2 separate regions of the Homo sapiens genome follow, and region 1 is linked to region 2. Evidence: chromatin loops called from intact Hi-C (ENCODE). Cell type or tissue: dorsolateral prefrontal cortex. All regions are shown on one strand. Each heading gives the region's core, and the rest is flanking DNA. Links, peaks and the distances in the headings are about the cores only.

What was found. Peaks named below come from ENCODE experiments on the same cell type or tissue, not always from the same donor. Only the 100,000 strongest peaks of a DNase experiment are listed, where the experiment ranks them.
Region 1: it touches region 2 in a loop (4-fold over the local background); 1 of 110 quality-filtered maps calls a loop at or near these places.

Annotation. Positions count from the first base shown.
Region 1 is chr3:179,938,348-179,948,244 of GRCh38, reverse strand. The region is part of intron 2 of PEX5L (peroxisomal biogenesis factor 5 like); the gene reads left to right. Among named protein-coding and RNA genes, the nearest start is that of PEX5L-AS2, 45 kb to the right of the region's middle. RefSeq lists an enhancer at 5,850-5,929. In dorsolateral prefrontal cortex, for the core only: a CTCF peak has its summit at 5,864; DNase peaks (open chromatin) are centred at 4,564 and 5,824; H3K4me3 peaks cover 1,629 bases; H3K27ac peaks cover 8,000 bases.
Region 2 is chr3:180,014,577-180,024,473 of GRCh38, reverse strand. All of the region lies in intron 1 of PEX5L (peroxisomal biogenesis factor 5 like), which reads left to right. Among named protein-coding and RNA genes, the nearest start is that of PEX5L, 17 kb to the left of the region's middle. RefSeq lists an enhancer at 9,620-9,897. In dorsolateral prefrontal cortex, for the core only: CTCF peaks have their summits at 5,457 and 5,658; a DNase peak (open chromatin) is centred at 5,683; H3K4me3 peaks cover 505 bases; H3K27ac peaks cover 3,108 bases.

The DNA of each region.
Region 1 (9,897 bases), core at 1,120-9,119, 76 kb after region 2:
GCCTCAAATGCAAATACTGTAATATGAAAATGTGAACTGAACTTCCAGGCCCTTTGCTATGAATTATAAATTTATGAAATTTATTTATAATTATGGAAAGTCAAACACATTTTATTTATTCCTAGATGGTAATGCTTTTAACTAAGAAAAAGCATCTGATTAATAACAATGTTCTAAATAGTAAATCCAATCCCTGTTCTTATTCTTCACTTTTCTTCTCCTTTAAAAGTAACTTTTTTGGCCAGGCACGGTAGCTCACATCTGTAATCCCAGCACTTTGGGAGGCCGAGGCAGGCAGATCATGAGGTCAGGAGATCGAGACCATCCTGGCTAACACGGTGAAACACTGTCTCTACTAAAAATACAAAAAATTAGCCAGGCGTGGTGGCGGGTGCCTGTAGTCCCAGCTACTCGGGAGGCTGAGGCAGGAGAATGGCATGAACCCAGGAGGCAGAGCTTGCGGTGAGTGGAGATCATGCCACTGCACTCCAGCCTAGGCGACAGAGTGAGACTCCGTCTCAAAAAAAAAAAAAAGTAACTTTTTTGATTATTACATTTAAAATATGGTTATTATTTTTAAAATTTGGCAACTACAAAGTTAAAAAAATGCTATTTACTTTGCGTCAGTACTATCTTTATATTGTTTTTGCTTTGTTTGGGAATGTTAAGGTACTATAGTAGAATAAGCCTGTGTTATTCTACTACTGTAATAGAAAAAAACCTGGGTTTTAATCCTGACTGTACCACTTCCTAGCTGAGATTATGGTTAAGTTCCTTAAGCTCCCTGAAACTCTTTTCTTTGGCTGAAAAACAAAGATAGTCATATCTGCCTCCATAATTGGTGTAAGGGTTTGAAATAATGTATTCTTAGCACATAGTAGGTGTTCAATTAATGGTAACGATAATTATTGTGTAATATTTATTATAATAAAAATATAATTTTTATTCAATTAATGGTAACTGTATTATCATTATGCTTTCTATCTTTTAAGTTTCAGAATCTAATTACACTCTTTGCAGAATTTTTTAGTGTTTGGAAATTTCAATCCTGCTTCTAATTGATTGATAAACACATAGTCTGTGGAACTGAGAAAGGCCACTACCAATTTCTCAGATGAGCGTACTTTCACAATACCTCAGTGAGAGATTTTCCATGTCTGCTGTGCTCATTAATGTGTGTGAGCCTCCACTCAATTGAAAATTACCCAAGTAGGGCGTCCATGTTTCATATACTATGAAACCCCTTGTAGCCAGGCTACTCAATACATACCCACTGCTACTGACAGAGTTAATAATATACATCAAATATTGCTCATTGATTCTTCTCTTTTTGTCAATGCAAAAAATCCATGTATAGTGCAGCTCTATTTGACACCATTTAGAGGTGGACTGTTGGTCCACCCAAACTGGAAAAAGCTGCCTCCACTAACTGAAAGCTTTTCTCACATTATAGCTGTGTGCTGTTATTAATGAGAGAGCCTCTAGCTCCTGGTTCTCAGTCACAGATGCACACTGGAATAATGTGAAGATTTTTTCCAAATACTGATGCCTTCCTAGGTTTCACGCCCAGGGATTCTGATTTAATCAGTACCTCACTAGAGCTTCTGCTTTTTGAGTAGCCATTGAAACCCTGTTAGTGACTCTACTTAGAGTTAAGAATTTGTATGTGCTTTGTGAATTGGTTGTTTTATCTTCTCACTTTCTTCTTGTTGTCATTATTCCCTCTATTCTAACAGTTTCTCATCTAACTTCTCTATCGCATATGTTTTTTCTTTCTTCAGTCTCTGTGTTTGACCTGTAAACAAGGAATTTCAGTTGGGAGATAAGGGATGGTGTCTAGTGAATTTAGATTTCTTTAGACCCTGCCCTGTGTCCTGCACTATTCTAGGCTCTTTATTTCCTTTATTCTTCACAGCAATCTTGGAAGGCAAGTGAGAGCACCTCATCTACCATTAAGAAAGCTGTAACTCACCAAAATTAGTTCACTTACTCTATATTATACAGCCAGCAAGAGCCTGGATTGAAGCTCAAGATTATTCTGATTTCAAAACTCTTTCCACTCACTGTGAATTACAAAATCAGAGCCCTTGGATGAGGCTAGGGGATGGTAGAGGTGGTCACATAGCAGAGTGAAGCTGGCCAAGTACAGAGCAATGAAGAGAGGTAAGGACAGTGGCAAATAAAGAATGAATACCCCTAGAACATTCAGATGCAAAAAAAAAAAAAACTTTCAGTACTGCAGATCAACACATCTATCTGTACACTCAATTTGGCTTGCAAGTCACCAGCTTTTACCCTTTCTTTTTCCAACTTTGCAAAATAACATTCATGCCATTTCCCTCTGCAACCACACACAAGAGGCATGAAATATACTGCGTGACCTCGAGTGGGAGAACTGAGACTAGTGGATAGAAGTAAAAGGAGGTGAATTTTGATCGGATATGTTTCATAGACTTTCCTATCAGAGCTGTCCAGCAAAGGAACTGGCTGCCATGAAGCAGAAAGCTCCACGCCAAGAGGACAGAGCTGAATAAACCTCTGTAGCACTCCCAAGGAAAGGTGTCTTCCCATGGACGGAAGGTACAATTCTGTTAAATGTTTATTGACCTTTCAAGCGTGTGTCATGCCCTGTACTAGCCTCCGTGGGAACTGTTCAGATACAAAACCTCCCATGGAGACTGCAGTCTTATTAGATAGCCTGGCATCATGCTAACAAGTCTTTAACTATGTCTGTAGCCCTTATCACAACCTCAAGTGGTAGATGCCATTAACCTGAGTTAAGAGATGAGGAAATTCAGACTTAGAGAGATTTAGAAAGTTATTTAATGGCACACAGTATTAAGTGACAGGGAAAGGATCTCAGCCAGGAAGTAAAGTCTGTGCTCTTAATGACTGTTCCAAATATCCTCTCTCAGTAGGGACACCAGCTCAGAAACCTGAGTCATCATTCAGGAAATCTGTCCCAGCCCTGGTGTCCCAATACTTAAAATTTAGGTGATTTCACCCTGTCCCAACCATTCTAAAAAGGAGCAAGCTGAGAATCCCCATTCTGCCAGCTTCTTCTGGTTGCTAGAGATGTGATATGAAGACCACGGTAAACTTGGCTCTATACGATTAAATAACAAGGGAACCAATTGCAAATTGGCTTCAATTTTTCACTCTGTTATGTCCAAAGAAGACTATAAAACAGAAGTTCTGAGTGCAAGCATTGCACAGCTTTTCTCATTTCAAATGTAACTTTGAAATCAGCATGACAACCTGCTATCAAGAAATAAACATATTGACAGGCAACCTTGCCTTGTGAAGCGGACACAGAGGGAGATGTTAAGAGACCTGAGTGAACGTCCTGATTCTGCCCACTTACTAGTTTTGTAATCTTGCATTTCACTTCATTTCAGTGATTTCTGTTTCTGTATGTGTAGAGATAGAGTTTGCACATTGTTATGGGGAAACCCTTCAATGTACTGTAGGTGCTCAACAAATGTTTGCAATCCTTCCTTGAACATCAATTGAAAACTGTTGAAAACGGCCTTAAAATGGGCATAAATTGGAATCTTACAAGATTTACCAGAATTGGTTTATAAACTCAGTATAGCAGTAACATGTGATAAGGTCATTTAAAAGAACATAATTCTGTTTTTCAAAAAAGACATTTATTGAACTGGAGGAAAAGGAAGGGATGAGAATGGGAAACTGACATTTATTAAGCTCCTGGTCTCTGCCAGGCCATGTTAGACCTTTCCAGGCATTTCGTTTATTCCTCGTAACAGTCTTGTGAGATAGCCATTTTTATCCCCATTATCATAAATGGTGAGCTGTAAGACTGAGAGGTTAAGGAAACTGCTTGAGTGTCCAAGACTGGATTTGAACTCAAGTCCCCAGACTACCTGAGCCTTTCTAGTGGGGACCATAGTGTCTATTGATTTTTGTTGAGCAAAAGTCTCTTCTTAGAAGGCTGGATTGAGTGTAAACCTCCCATCTTTTATGCATCTCTGAAAGTAGCAGTCTGCTATCATCTGAGTTAATAGTTGCTCTTCCAACAGAGATTTGTGGACACAAAATTTCTAAAATTTCTGATATATTCCCTCCATTCCCTAAAATTTGTAATGGCTCCTGATGAACTACCCGGACATCATGATGACCTGTTTCTATATTAAAAAGTAGCCTTTGAATTCATAAATTGTTCTAATTGTAATTTGAGTGGAATATAAGTTTATAAACTTTTTCAGTTTTTTGGGGGGGGGAGGGCATATTCTTCTGGCAAGTTTGTTGAGAGAGCCCCATTGAGAGTAGGCATCACTTGTCCTCAATGTGTGAGTTACCCAGTTTTACCAGGAAGCCTTATCTGGTCCTGCTTCCTTCTGCTTTACCCAGGGAATTTGAATAGCTGATGTGGAAAGGAAAAAGGAGATGGAGCACAATTGGTAGAATTAAGCATTGTGTTGAGAATTGTTACTGAGTCCTTCAAGAGACCTTTGTCTGACTTGAGCATCTAAGAATTCAAGCCTTGTTTTTCTCTCTCATATATAATGACAGCAGCGGGCCACAGATGTCACGTGCTTAGTGCTCACCGCCTCTGCTGTCTTATTGTGATTCTCCACGTGGTGGAATAAAACATTGCACACAGAATGCAGACCACATTCAGCTTCCCAGAAAGTTAGCTTCCAGTGAGCAGAAACTGAATTTCCATACCTAAATTCTATAGGAAAGGATTCGACTAATTGGACATGAGTTTCTGTTCTCCTCACAATAATTTACTGCAGGCTAATTATTACACATTTAAATACTTTGGATAAATGAATTAAAAGCCAGTTTTCCTCTTTATTCATCCAATTCATTAGATGATTTCATTTTAGGAAATGAGGAAGTAGATGTGATTAATTGTGCAACAAATGAGCAATTCACTCACTTATACAAGGAATAAGAATCTCTGTGCTAAGAGATGGAATGATTTGTTTCCCCACTGCCAAGGTGGCTGCTGGCCATACAGGGCATAGTGTTCATACAGTGCAAATGCTGATGATAGCGCTAACCTAATATAAAGATGCTTGCTTGAAATCCAGAGCAATCTTCATCTACCATAAATAGGAAAGTAAGCAGGATTCTAAAAGTAAATATAGTAAAATAATAATAACAACAATAATATTCAACTCATATAGTTCATTACTTTTGCAAGTGCTTTGGTATATGTTACGTCATTTGATTGTCACACAACGACACTGGATGTTAGTATTGTTACTATCCCCATTTTACAGATAAGGAAACAGGTTCAGAGGACATTACTGCATTGCTGGAGGACACATAGCCCATAAGTAGCAGAGCCAGAATTGGAACGCAGGCCTCCTGATGCCAAAGTAATACGGCCTTTCCATTATGTCTACTATATGTAACCTAAGAGGACAAAATGGAGAGAGGAAGAAAAGATCAATCTGAAAGCTGCGTCCTTTGGTTGTTCTAGCTCAGGTCACCACACATGCTAACTCCCTGTTCCCATCAAAAGGCAGCTGGCCTTGAAGGGCTGGAGCAGGGTCGAGTATACAGGAGACTCAGTTGACAGGTGAACTCTGTCCCAGTCCACTGTCTTCCATGTGTGCGTCCCAGTGAAGGCAGAGTCCTGGGAAGAAACCATCCGTCTCATGCGCCTGGGTCGAGAGAGGGAATCCGGGTGCAGTGGGAGGGAGGTGAGGACCAAAGAATTCAAGATAAAGGAGATTCCGCGCCTCCGAGTGCCTACCGGTGCCACTGCCCTGCAGAAGCGCTGGGGCCTTGGGCATGCGCGCAGCGGGCGCGGTCACAGGCTCCAGCCCCGCCCAGCCGCCTCCGCGGTCCCGCAGTGTTGTCATTGCTCTGGCAACTGCGGACACATCCCACGCCAGAACAGCCGCGAGAGGGACATCGGGTTCGGAGTGGCCCTCCTCAGGCTCCAGGTGCAAAGTGCTCCAAAACAAAGCAGCAGAAATAGCAGCCACGAAAAGGAGCCCTCGGAGGAGAAATGAGGCCCAGGCTTCTTGGGAGAAGATGCAGAAAGGGCTGTCACAATTAATTTCAGTCCGGAGGCCAGTTTCTGGAAGGGTTCAATAGACTAGAAGTACATACAGACGGCAACAGCTTTTCCTCCAGTGGTAAAAAGCAGAGTGAACTTTAAATCCAGATCCTCTTCCTCCAATCAACCTTTTCTTTGAAAAGCTGATAATCTTTTCTTTTCTTCTTTTTTTTTTTTTTTTTTTGAGGAGTCTCACTCTGTCACCCAGGTTGGAGTGCAGTGGCGCGATCTGGGCTCACTGCAACCTCCGCCTCCCGGGTTCAAGCGATTCTCCTGCCTCAGCCTCCCAAGTAGCTGGGATTACAGGCGCCCACCACCACGCCTAGCTAGTTTTTGTATTTTTAGTAGAGACGGGTTTTCACTGTGTTGGCCAGGCTGGTCTCGAACTCCTGACCTCGTGATCCGCCCACCTCTGCCTCACAAAATCCTGGGATTACAAGCGTGAGCCACTGGGCCTGGCCAAATAATCTCATTTTCAAAGTGAGAAATATTCTATTCTTATAACTAGTATGAGCTGTGTTGGAAAGTTTTCTACTCACTCTTTTCTACCAGGTTAATCAATGTTGTGGGTAGGAGCTTGGATTTTGGCATCGCACAGACTGGCGTTCAAATTCACACTATGCTATTTATTGACTGTGACTTTTGAACAAATACCTTCCCTGATTCTCAGTCCCTTCATCTGTGAAATGGGGGAAATGCCACCAACCTGATAAAGTTATTTTGAGAATTACATGAAGTACTGAATGTTGAACGCTTACTATAACATCATGGTGAATGAAATAATGCAGACACAAAAGGAAAAATACTGTATGGTTCCATATATATGAAGTACCTCGTAGAGAATTTTGAGCTGAGGGGAAGGGCAAGAGTTCTTGTTTAATGGCTGCAGAATTCCAGTTGGGGGAAAGGTGTGGAGATGATCACACAACAATGTGAACGTATAAATGCCGCTGAACTGTACATGTTTAAATCGGCAAAATGGTAAATGTATATTATGCATATTTTAACACAATAAAATAAACAAATTTTAAAATGTTTACAGTAGAGCTTGGCGCACAATAAATGGCTCTAATCTTGTGCCCCACCCTTCACATACTTCTATCACTTGCTATTATTTGCACTGTATTTTATCCACTGCGTCTGCCACTGTTACATTTCAATCTTCTTGAAAGTGAAAGACCGCTGGTTATATCTTATTCATCTTTTCTACCTCTGGCCTACCATAACGCCTGGCACATGTTAAGCACTCATTAAATGATTTGGGGAAAAAGAGGTAGCTCAAGACTCTTCCCCTCCTGTTTCTTACATTTTTAAAACCTCTCAACATTGTAAAAGGTCACTTATTTCTCTTTTCGTGCTAGAAGATCCTTATTTTGGACTAAAATGGTAAGTTCACACTATTGTACCAATGTATTATTTAAGCTTCAATAAATGAAGGAGACATTTCTCTAAATTAGGCCTCTGAGGATTGGATCCATGTTGTTCTTAAGGAGTTACGTCTTGCTCTAAATATACAGGCAGAGCAAAAGTGGAGCATGGGTTGCTGTTCCTTTAGAGGTAAATTAATGCTGTATAGAGTATTCTATGTCCAGTATATAACTGGAGCCCCACATGGTTCTCTCTTCATGCAGTACCATTTCAAAGAAACAGTAGCCAGATGGCATAAGCTTTGAAGAAACCGTAGACCATTAATGAAGTTTCCTGATAGTGGCAACTAAGGGGATCCCGTAGCACTTCATGCAGAAAGTCTCTCAAAAGCCTTCTGTAGGTCTCTTTCCATCTCATTAAACGTCTCCACATCCCCCAGCGCCCCCCAACACACACAGTAACTGCTCAATTCAATTTCACTCTTCTCTCTCTCTCACCACCTCTTTCTTTCTCTTCCCAGCTTTCTCTCTCTCTTCCCACCTCTCCATCTCTTTCTTTCTCTTTACCCATTCCTCTCCTCCAAGCTTCATTCTCATCCACCCCTTCCTCATCCATGCCATGCTGCCATGCCCACTTCCCTGTCTGCAAAGTCCAGGCTCCTTGTGTCTGACTGTTCCCTCTGCACACAGTCCCTAGGAAGCATAATCAGGTCACCTGCACTGACTAGTACCCAACAAGAACCAGCACATAGTCCATCCCTCTTCCTGAAATTCTGGTAAAAAAATAAATTAAAATTTTGCACCTCATGTAATGCTGAGGAGCCCCTATGTCAGCATTTCTAGGATGTGCTCATGGAGAACTATTTGGCTGTCATCATATAACTTTCCTTTTATTTTTATCCACCCTCATTTATAGGACCATAAGTTGATCAAAATGATACCAACTCATTTTTTCTCTGGCTTTCCTCTGGGTTCATGTCTTCCAACTTTGCATGATGTACACCACCAGACCTGCTCTTCTCAGGACACTCACCAAGGAGACCTGGCTATTCACACCTGTCTGCTCACTCAGTGGGGGGGCCTGAGTGCACAGCTGTAACCTCTTTATGGCTTATGAACATGCTAATTGAGGCACTTGGCTCTAGGTAATGAAGAAGTCTAGGAATGTGAATTGGCAAATCATTTGACTTTGCTCCTTTGTAAATGAGGGGCCTAACTGGGCTATATGTTCTAAGTTCTCCTCTGGGCCCAGAAGTCTATGTATCTGTAGTTAACACATACATTACCCCTAAAGCCCAGTTTCCACTTGCTTCAGACTTTCTTTGAAGCTTTAATTCCCAAGACCTATTTTATTTCCTCTCTTCTGAACCCTCTGAACATCTTGCTTTAGTTTAAGACTTCAAGAATATCCATCAATACAAATTACAGAGCCCAACCCCTAGAGTTTTAGATTCAGTAGAGAAATTGCACTTCTGACAAGTTATCGAGGTATGTGGGTGCTTCTGGTCTAGGAACCATACTTTGAGAGCCACTGGACTAAGAATTTTGAGAAGGCTTTACCAACACTGTCTTATAAGAGGTATCAATCCTGTTTTTCAGAGCTGATCACTCCTGGTTTCTTCAGTAAGCATCTTCATTTCAAAGGATGCCTACTCAATCAAAAGTGAAGACCATGTAGAAAGTCTAATTTTCAGGACAAGGATACTGAAGTGTAATTTTTAGGTGCAGTGAATTTCCCAAAGGAATTCAAATGGCATAAATTTGTGAGGCAGAGTTTCAGCAGCATGATGCAGTCTTTTCCCAGCCCCTGAGCCATTTACTAGACCAGGTCATCCTTTCAGGGCTCGTGTTTTATGCTCCTTGTGAAGAAAATACTTCTGACAATTGCTGCCTCAGAACTTAACCTCTAATGCAGTAAGTGACGGTGCACTGAACTCCAGAAGAGATTTAAGACTGGGGTCTAATGGCTTAAGACAATCCAGCACTGGTCTCACACCCTGCAGGAAGCAGCAGCTGCAGGTCTTAAAGCATTTACAAAATGCAGCATGCCCCAAAGTCAGTTTCCAAAATGAAGTAATGTCATCCATAAATTTGGAACACTTTAAGAAAGGAATTTACAGGTTATAGCCAACATTCACATCCTCTCCTTGAGGCATGTCTATGTTGAGAGTTCCTTTGCCTCACTTAAAATAGTTATCTTTTTCATTGTGTTCCTCTGTGATATTTTTCCCGTAAACTCTTATTTTGTGTGGATAAGTTAATGAACCTTATAATGCCAACCCCAGTGGATGGATGCAGACAGTTTTGTTAAACACGCTATTTCCCTTGCACACCATAGTGTTAAATGATAGTTTAGAGGTTTGTATTCATCATGCTGATCTAATTATACTAAACAGCTCTTGTTAAATCTCCAGAGTAACCAGATTTCAAGGCCTTTTGTGCAGATGCACAATTTTGAAGGGATTAACAGATTAAATACCTTCTAAC
Region 2 (9,897 bases), core at 925-8,924:
TCCTGGGTTCACGCCATTCTCCTGCCTCAGCCTCCTGAGTATCTGGGACTACAGGCGCCTGCCACCACGCACGGCTAATTTTTTTTTTTTTTGTGTGTGTATATATATATATATATATATATATATTTAGTAGGGACGGGGTTTCACAGTGTTAGCCAGGATGGTCTCAATCTCCTGACCTCGTGATCCACCCACCTCGGCCTCCCAAAGTGCCGGGCACAGTTACTCTTATATGTGAGCCCGAAATACGGAGGAGTGATTCTTCCCATTCAGTTACAGGCTAAGAAGATTCAAAAATCCCATGTCAACACAGAGGTCTTTCTAAAAGGAGACAAGAAATACCAGTGCCAGTGACATGTACTACCTTTGTGCAAATAATAAAAATGTACCCTTTCTGGGTGGACCAAATATACAAAGACTGTGTTTTTTCCTGGGGAACACAATCCCACACCCAGGCACACACTTGGTATGTGAGGTAGAGGGTTGGATTTCAGACCTGAATAGTGCCCCCTCACCCAGACATCTTTGCACAGCCAATCTGCACAACCATAGGCATGGCTTTGAAGGGGGTCTCCTCTACCAAGGTGCTAGGTATGGCTCTGAAGGGGGTCTCCTCTACCAAGGAGCTAGGTATGGCTCTGAAGGGGGTCTCCTCTACCAAGCAGCTAGTCTCTCCCTCTCTCTCTCTCTCTCTCTCTCTCTGTGTGTGTGCGTGTGTGTGTGTAGATGAGTGGTGAAAGGTGAATAAATTAGCTCTATTTTACCAAATATATTCAAACACAAATTGGATGTGTTTGCTAAGGCTTTTATAGAGGATGGTCTCTTTAAAGGCTTACTGGCTTTCCTTCCAGCTCTAGGATTCTATTATTATCAGGCCTCTAATTAGTGATACAATACATCTGTGAGTGCTTGGTCAGGGCCGATTCCCCCAGTTTACTACTAACCATATAATGGAAAATACATTTTAAAATTTTGCTAACATCGAGAAGCTTGATATTTCTTACGAAGCCAAAGATCAGCCTCTCCTAATTCTTCAGAGGACGTGCTGTTTGGGAGCATGCTGCCGTATGTCTCCTCATTCTGCAAATAAGACATTTTCCTGTAAAGCTATCCCTGATATAGCAGATTCTTATTTGTGATATAATACTGATATCTCTGCTACAATAGTCACTTTTTGTGACAGTGAGATGTTCGTAAAAGTTAATCTTTAGAGTGCCTCAGTGAGGTTGGCAAAAGATAGATATTTTATCTCTGTCATGCTGATAAAGAGAATGCAGCATACAGGTTGGACCACCTCCCCCAGACTTCCTTGTCAAATCAATTGGGGACTGAGGAGTAGAATCTGGGTCTTCTGTTTTTCACTCTATTGCTTGCGCCTGCATAGCAAATTCAGGCCATATCTCCATGTCGGTACCTCAGCCGCTGCAAAATGACTCAACTAACAGGAGATAAAATGATTTTGCAAGTTTTCTGGACATTGCGGTGGCCTTGGAGGGTAGAAATCACTGATGCATTCTTTCTACCACTTACTCAACACAGATGTAGAATCCAAATAGCTTTACCGATACTCTGCACTCAACACCTGTAACATTTATGCATGTAATACTCTGAGAGCCCCTTTGTGTAGGATGGAGTGCACTTGCTTAGTGGAGTACAGAACAGTCACAAAACACCCATCTTTTATGCAGAAATCCCCTCTAGAATCAGAAATGCCCAGAAGGCCAGAATAATATTGAGGCTATGGGATTAATCGGAGCTCAGAAGCCCAGTGTGGAGACACTTTTCAAGATCCTCAATATTATCTTGATTGTATGTATAAACCAAGCTGAAATATCCCCACTCAAAATTCTATTACTTACCTAAATATTTTTATGTTTTATTTTGTACTTTGCTATTGTAAAACATTCAACATTAATAAGGTAGTTAACCAAGTGTTTCATGTATTACTTTAATGTTTTAACCTCCTTTAAATTAACCCCTCTTTTAAATACAAGACTTTACTTGAGAAAAATCCGTTGCTATTTATTTGAGGGAGTTCTCTTAATTTCTTATGATCTTAGACATCCATTTATGCAGGAAGAGAAAACACCAGCTTTGTTGAAAGGAAACTACTTCTAAATGGCAGGATCAAAATTATTGTGGAGGAAATATGCACAGCTCTTATTTTACTAATCTCAATTCATATTAAAATATCTATTTTAAATGGAACATTTGTTCCCTAATGTCTTAAAATTAATTTTAAACTTTCAATTAATTTAGGAGTGTGGAAGGACTAAGAAGTAACATTATAAAAATCAGAATGTGATAGCATTGATCAAATTATTCAATGTAAAATTAAAATACCAAAATAAAAATCATGTTTTCTTTCATAGCTGATTTTGTTAAAATTAATATTTTAGAAATCAACTCCTAGCACATTCATGTGATTATATTCTGGTTTCAGAATCAATAAGTAATAGAAATTAAATGTTCTGTGTTATATCAAGGAAGCATTACTCCCATCTTCTATTTTAAGAGTTAAAATACATGTGTTTTTGGGTCTCATTTGTCCAAAATTGTTATTTTACCTGTGGCTTATACTGCACATTATTCTGGTGTTTTAATAAATGCTTAAACAGATAAAGAAATGTTAAAGTAACTAAGCATCTATGCTCATCCTCAATATTTGTCCACAAACCAGTTACATCTCCCCAACTTAACACCAGTCTCACTAACTGACTACCTGTACCTGTTCCAACTCAAAGTCAACATGTTCAGATATGGACTCACTGTCACCACCACCAACTGTACCAACTTCCGTAAGGCCTACCTCTTCCCCTATTTTTCTGGATTGTGTAATAGCACCACCATCCACTCAATTACCTAAGTCAGAAACCTGGGAGTCATCCGCTCCTCTCTCATATCATCCTTTTATTTGAAGTCCTTTCATGTTAAGCATCATCTATAATAGTGTTTCTAAGTGCAATCATCTTTAGAATCATTGTCTAGAATGCTCGTTAGAAATGTAGATTCCTGGACCCCACTGCAGCCCTGTTGAATAAGGCTCCCTGAGAACGAGGCCTGGGACTCTGATTCCACAGTTGAACTTAATGCACACTGAAGTATGAAAAACACTGGCCTCCACAATAATATATGACTTATAAGCCCTACTTTGCTGTTTTCTCATCTACAATGTCCTCATAAGAACTCCAAACTCTAACCTTACTAGATTTTGAACATGTCCCCAAATTGGACTTGTGCCTCCATGCCTCTGGCCTTCTCTAGTGATGTTCTCTCTGACCGGGTCACCCACATTCTCACCTACCTGGCCGATCCTTGCTTATCCTTCAAAATCCAGCTGAAGGTATCACTTCCTATAAGGAGTCTTCCGTAAACCTCCAGGGCTGGGTTAGATGCCTTCCTCATGTTCTCATAGCACCCTGAGCCTGTGCAGAACTCTGTCTCAGCTCCCCTTACCCTACTTCTTGGTGGGGTGGTTCTCTTGGCTGTATCTTGTTCATCTTTTCAACCCTGGTACCTAGCACAGAGCCTAGTCATGGTGGGCAAGCAATACATGTTGGATTAAATAAAGAATTGTTGAACAAATTCATCTTTTAATTAGCCTTAATTAGTCTGCTTGGTTTGATTTAAACTTCTGAAGAGTCCCATAGACTAGTATAGATTAAGCATTTTATCTAGCATCTTTGAAGATGAAATTAAATTATTATGAAAATGAACTATTCCCTTTAAAAAATCAATTATTCTTGAGTAATGCATTCAAATTCCTGTCTGATTTTTTTTAAGGCAAGTGTGAAGAACAAAAGAAAGAATATAAGCCAACAGGCAAAACACTTGGATCCCAGGCCTGTTTCTGCTCTAACTTGTATATGACTTGGGAAACATCACTTTATCTCTGTGGGTTTCAGTTTTCTCATTCACATCACAAAAGGACTGGTAGAATCTGAAGCTTTTCCCAGTAAAATAATTTTATTATTCTAAACTAAACTTTAATAAATTAACATTTTGAGATAGTACTTAATGTAATAAAAAAGCAATTTAAATAGTATCTAGAGTTTATCATGTGTATAAATCTTATATATAAGATATATGTAAAATAGGATATATGTGTAAAATTAGATTTTATTGGGGGAGAAGCTGTTGATCTAACTTTACGATAAAATTAGACCAATGTTATATTTATTCTACTTTTTCTACTTAGTTCTAATATTTTGTTGTATTGGTTTAAATTTTTATTTTATCAATTAATTGCATGATTTGCTCATTATATGAAATGATAATCATCTGTTATTTATCCCCATGGATTATATAATTGTAAGCGAAATGAATATCATGGCGTTATTTGACTGAGAAGATTATTTTCATATTTTTCTTCTGGTTTTGAAGACATGGGGGAAATTTTCGATGAGATGTTAATCCAAGTTGTAGCAATTCCTACCTGTGTGACCTTAGACAAGTTTCTTAATCTCTCTGACCATCTCAAATTTGAAAATTGAAGTGTACATTAATTCGTTAAGAAGCCTAATTGTTTGATTTCTGACTCTTGTCGATAAGAACATTCACAGATTTGTTGCCAAGTTTTAATACTGGATTCTCTGCTTTAGAAATATCCTTATATTATTGAGGGGGGACATTATCCAGTTGATAAAGATTATCTCATCAAAACAGAGACCACTACTTCCCATCATTTAAAATTCTACAATAAGGTGATCATATGGAAATTATACCCTCAAACTAATTAATGGGATAAGTTAGTTGCAGTGGGAAGTATTTCTGTTTCCTTTTATCTCTCTGATTTCCTCAGTCCCAAGGAAATACAAATATTTTCATTGACAGTTATATTAGATGCAGAATTGTGAATTGCCTTTGGTATACCCACTTAGAGAGAATTGAAGGAGGAAATATGATGATAAATAAAAATGGGAAACTAGAACCTCAAGGTATGCTTCTACCTTAAATCACTGAAATTGCCTGTTTGCACATTTAAAATGAGGTATCCTCATAAGTCAGAAGTAGAAACCAGAGGCTAAAATTCCAACCAGAGCCAGGAGCACACTTTTATAGAATGTTAGCAAATTTAATACCTTGGGACAGTGAAAGTTCTTGGCAAACATTGATTTACTGGAGATCAGAAAAAGTTGGTTGACTGGGAGGAATATTTATGCATTTATATATGCATTCTTTAAGTAAGCACGATTATATGAGTAAATTACAGTCTACAGAGAAACATAAAATCCCAGAGACCTGGAGTTCAAATTATTGACTTTATTTCCAACTGTGACCCTATATGGCCTTAAACCTTTATGATCTATTCCATGGCCCTAAACACAGCCTACAAGACATTACCCTACTGAGCAATGGAGAAGATTGTTTGGCACACTTCCTTCACACGTTCCACTCCTTTATGCACACAATTAAAATAGACACCAATACACGGAGCTAGAAGAAATGGATTTCTGCATATTGACCATTCACACCTGATTGTGAAATAAAGTTGATTGTATTGATTTCTGTGGCTCTATGATGCCTTTAATAGAGTGGCCCGAAAACTCTAGGCTTGCTGTTCTGGATTTTAACAAACAAACAACAACAACAACAAAAAACAGACAACTTGAACAAATTGAATCTGCAGCAACCTTAGAGAGCCATCTCAGAGGCAGGGGGAGCCCTTTGAGAAGCATAGCAACTGGATGTCACCCAGTAAGACAGGCAGGCCTGGGTGAAAGGCTTCGTGTGAGCTGTCTAAATGTTTACCTCAAGCTTTCTGCAAATTCGTGTGTGTCATTTTTCATTTCAGAGCAGCACCCACTCTCCTATTAGAATGAACAAGGTTCCCAGGCCAACAGAAGCTCTTCCCCTCTCTAAAAACGAATAAAATGAAAGGCAGGTTTGGAAATGACTTGCACAGCCATAAATATTGGCGCTATCTTTAACATGATTTTCACTTCAAAAAATATGTTTTCATTTATAACATAGTTTATATTCATAACTGCATTGTCAAGTCAGAAGGACTGGCCATATCACCAACCAAGGCACCGACTGTTAGTTACTTGTCATCAGCCGGTTAGTGGTAAAGCAAGACTATGTTGCATTCTGTGTTATTTCTTTTAGAATATTCTTACATGAGATATTCACTGGCTAAAATGGTTCCAGCCCATTCAATAGAAAGGTTAACACAGACCTACCAAATGATGGAAAAATTGCAAATATAAAACTAATCGTGACATAATATATATGTATAAAAATATTATATGAAACAACGTATGTTTTACTTTTGTTCATATGAGGTATATGGTATATATTAATAGATGAGGAACCAGAACACTGCCTTTGGTGGGAAAGGATGTTCTAATGTAACGTATATGTTCCATTCAGTTCCTGACACACTGTACAACCATAATAAATAGAAATTGCTGAAATCCACTTTGCCTTTTGGCTATACTCCCAGGAAAGCTTATCTGATTTCCAAACTGTGGGTGCTAAAATAAAATCTGAGAAACACAGAGCAGAATAAGAAATAGATCTCTTCAGCATATCTGATATCCACCTACCCTGAGTCCTCATTCTTCATCTTAATTTTTCTTTATTTTGAATCGTGATTCCTTTCTCTGAACCTCAACCTTTTCTCAGAAGTGCTTATCCAAGTCATGTTTATAGAAGTAAATACTTATTCATTCATTCATTATCAAATATTTTTTAGCATCTTATCTTCTTACAGAAACAAAGCTTTATGATATTCCCTCTTATTTGGGAACTTAAAAGTTAGCTGAAAAGACACAAACTTATGTAGGAAGATCAGATTTAAATAAAATAAAGAAATAAATAATTTTTATAAGGAAATATAATTATATATAAAGTATATGGAAAATGGGTATTTGAAAATATGGCTCAGTTGTACATGAGTGACAGAAGTACACACTCAGTTTGAGAGTAAATTAATAGGTCATATGTATAGTGTTTTGAATTAAATATTGAAAGATAGTCCCCAATCAAATAGAATGGTTTTTAAAATCTCTATTAAAAATGGCAACTTTTCACATAGTTCACACTGATAACGGCTTTAAAATACATTTTAGGAATGTATAAGAGAGAGAAACTTGCAAAGGCATCCTGGGGCTTGAATCTGTAATCCATATATTCTTTTTTCCAGTGTTATTTCAAAACCTAGATGTTATGTGAGGAAAATGTCCCTTTCCCAAAACAGCAGAGAGAAAATCATAAAAGATATTTCCGTCTGGGGATGTGTAAACATTTAAGTTTGGTAAACAGCCATTTCAAGCTATTCATAAGTCAAAAATATGGTGGCGTAGTGGTTCTCCCGATTTCCTTTAGACCAAAATTTAGACTCAAATCTGTAAACAGATCTTTTTTTATTTTATCATGAGACAGCAATTTACCCACTAGAGAAAATCTTGTATAGATGTTAAGCTAGTATAAAATTTCATCATGAAAATATAACTTCATAAATAAATATGATGTGTTAATGAACATTACTCACTCTTTTTACATAAAAAGTTAGCAATAAAATATGAAATTAAATACTTGGATTCATGAATCTATAATGCTCTGTTCTTTAGGATTCCTGTGGAATTAAGTATGTTTATTGACAAAGCAAATGATCAAGAGCATAAATGGAAAGCTATTTACATTTGCAAGAAATGTTCAAATATAAATGCAAATAAATCAGCTAAATTAATAAGTAGGAACATTTAAGAATAACACTTTACAACTAAGTATAGATTTACATCAGAAAGGTAATAAAATCCATCTGCAACCCTGTCTGAGTTCTTGGAAGTTCAGCATCATTCACTTCATGGGTGAAGGTCAAGGTCAGGCATTTATTGAGAGCACTGTCACCTCTGGAGCCCCTCTGGCTCCAGCTGCACTGCTGGTACATGTCTACTTCTTTTGTGATAAAAATCAGCAAGAATTTTCTGTATTGTTCATTCCTGCGTGATAATTGAACCAGGTATATTCAAGGACAAATTAAACAACCAAATTAAAGGTCAGTTGCAGAGATAGGTGAACTGTGTTAGTACCTTGTGAATCTCATCTATTTTAAATTAGAAATTTCTTAAAGACAAGGGCATGATTTTAAACATTCACATATATAGAGAGATAGATATATAAAAATATTTCATAGCACTGAGCTGACATCCAATTAATAGGAGGCTAACTTAAACATTAGAGATAGCAGTAAGGATTTAATAAAACTTTAAGTATTATGATATAATCATTGATCAAAGTCATCCTTCCCCATGGTATGACCTAGCCACATTTTTCTGGAGATAAGATTAACACATTAGAATAAAATTAAGGATAGAATTAAAAACAGAAAGATAAGATATTGAGTGTTGGTGGTGGTGGTGGTGGTGGTGTTACAGCACTTACTTCTCTTTGTGGAAAAGAATGTTTTTTCCCCAAATCAGTCATGCTCACTTGTTGTGACCTAAATCACTATCAGCCATTATTTCTCTGTCTCTGTAGTTTAAACCCAAATATCCCATTATGCCTTTTCATAATTTCATGTGTTGATTATTCATCCTACTTTTACACTTTTGTTTATTTATTATACATTATATATAATATATTAAATATTATATATTATATGTTATATATTATTATATTCTATGAAGTACCTCCTATGTATCAAGACAAAAGTCAAGAAAATTAGTTTCAAATCTCTTCTATCATTGCCCTTCATTCTTCTGACTTAAGTCTTCTCTATAGCTTGGCTTCCTCACCAATAGTGAGGAGATTAATATATAGAATGGTCTGAGGCCCTCTCTAACTCTGAAATTCTAGTTCATGAATAACCATGGCCATCCTCTCAGTTTGTTTATTTTGTGAATTCCCAGAAGTCCATGAAAACACTAAGGAACAATTCACTATAATTAGACATCAGGGATACTGCTTTGTTTTAGTTTTTAATAATATACAATGATGATAATTTTAAAGACTCTCTCACCATGTAAGACAATTATGGATGTTTCTACCATGAATGGAGTCCTCAATAGGAAACATTTTTCTTCTGTTATACTAAGAGCATGACATTAGAATTAAAACACACACACACCTCGTTTTGGAGAAAACAAGTTTTCTATAAAATATAATTAAAATTTGGTAGCTCGTTCGCTAACTTAGCAGAGGTGGGATTTGAACCAGAAATTTGGCTCCAGAGTCAACTCCCTTGTATACAATATTATTTAAAAAATGTGTTTTAAACATTCATCAAATGTTAGCAGGAAGGGATACAAAGATGAATGAGGTGTGGTTCCTGTCCTCAAGGGGTTTACGGAGCCAACCCATCTTCCAGCAAAACATTTCTCTAAGGCTCTGCTAAGGAATGAGACAGAGCCCTTTCTGCCGGTAATCCCCACAGCACTTCATCTGTTTCTTTCTCAGAGCACTTTTACAAGTATGTTATTGCTATTTGTGTTTACCTCTCACATTTCTTGCTTGAAAAGAATATACCTTATTCATGTTTATGCTCTATGTCAGTGCTGAATAAAATGGTTCTGCAATAACAGAAATAGGTACTGATGTTTACATGTAGCAAGCATCTTATGGTAAGTACAGTGCAAGGATGAAATAAAAGCCTTTGGTGAAATAGCTGCAATTGCAAGATCGAAATCACCATAATAATCCCAATTCAGATTTCGGGGTTCGTTTGTGGTTTTTCTTTGTTCCTCTGCTAGAAAAAAAGAAAAAATTTAGTGGAAAGAGACTTGCCTTATTTTTTTTCCAGTAGTATTATACATATAAAATAGAACACACACTTTTTATAATGAATTTTAAAACTGTTTTTATATGACTTAAAAGTTTAGCTTCTTTTACACTACTTTCCGTGGTTTATTTTGTTTTTCCAAACAATTTTCCAGATTTAAACTTTAGACATGC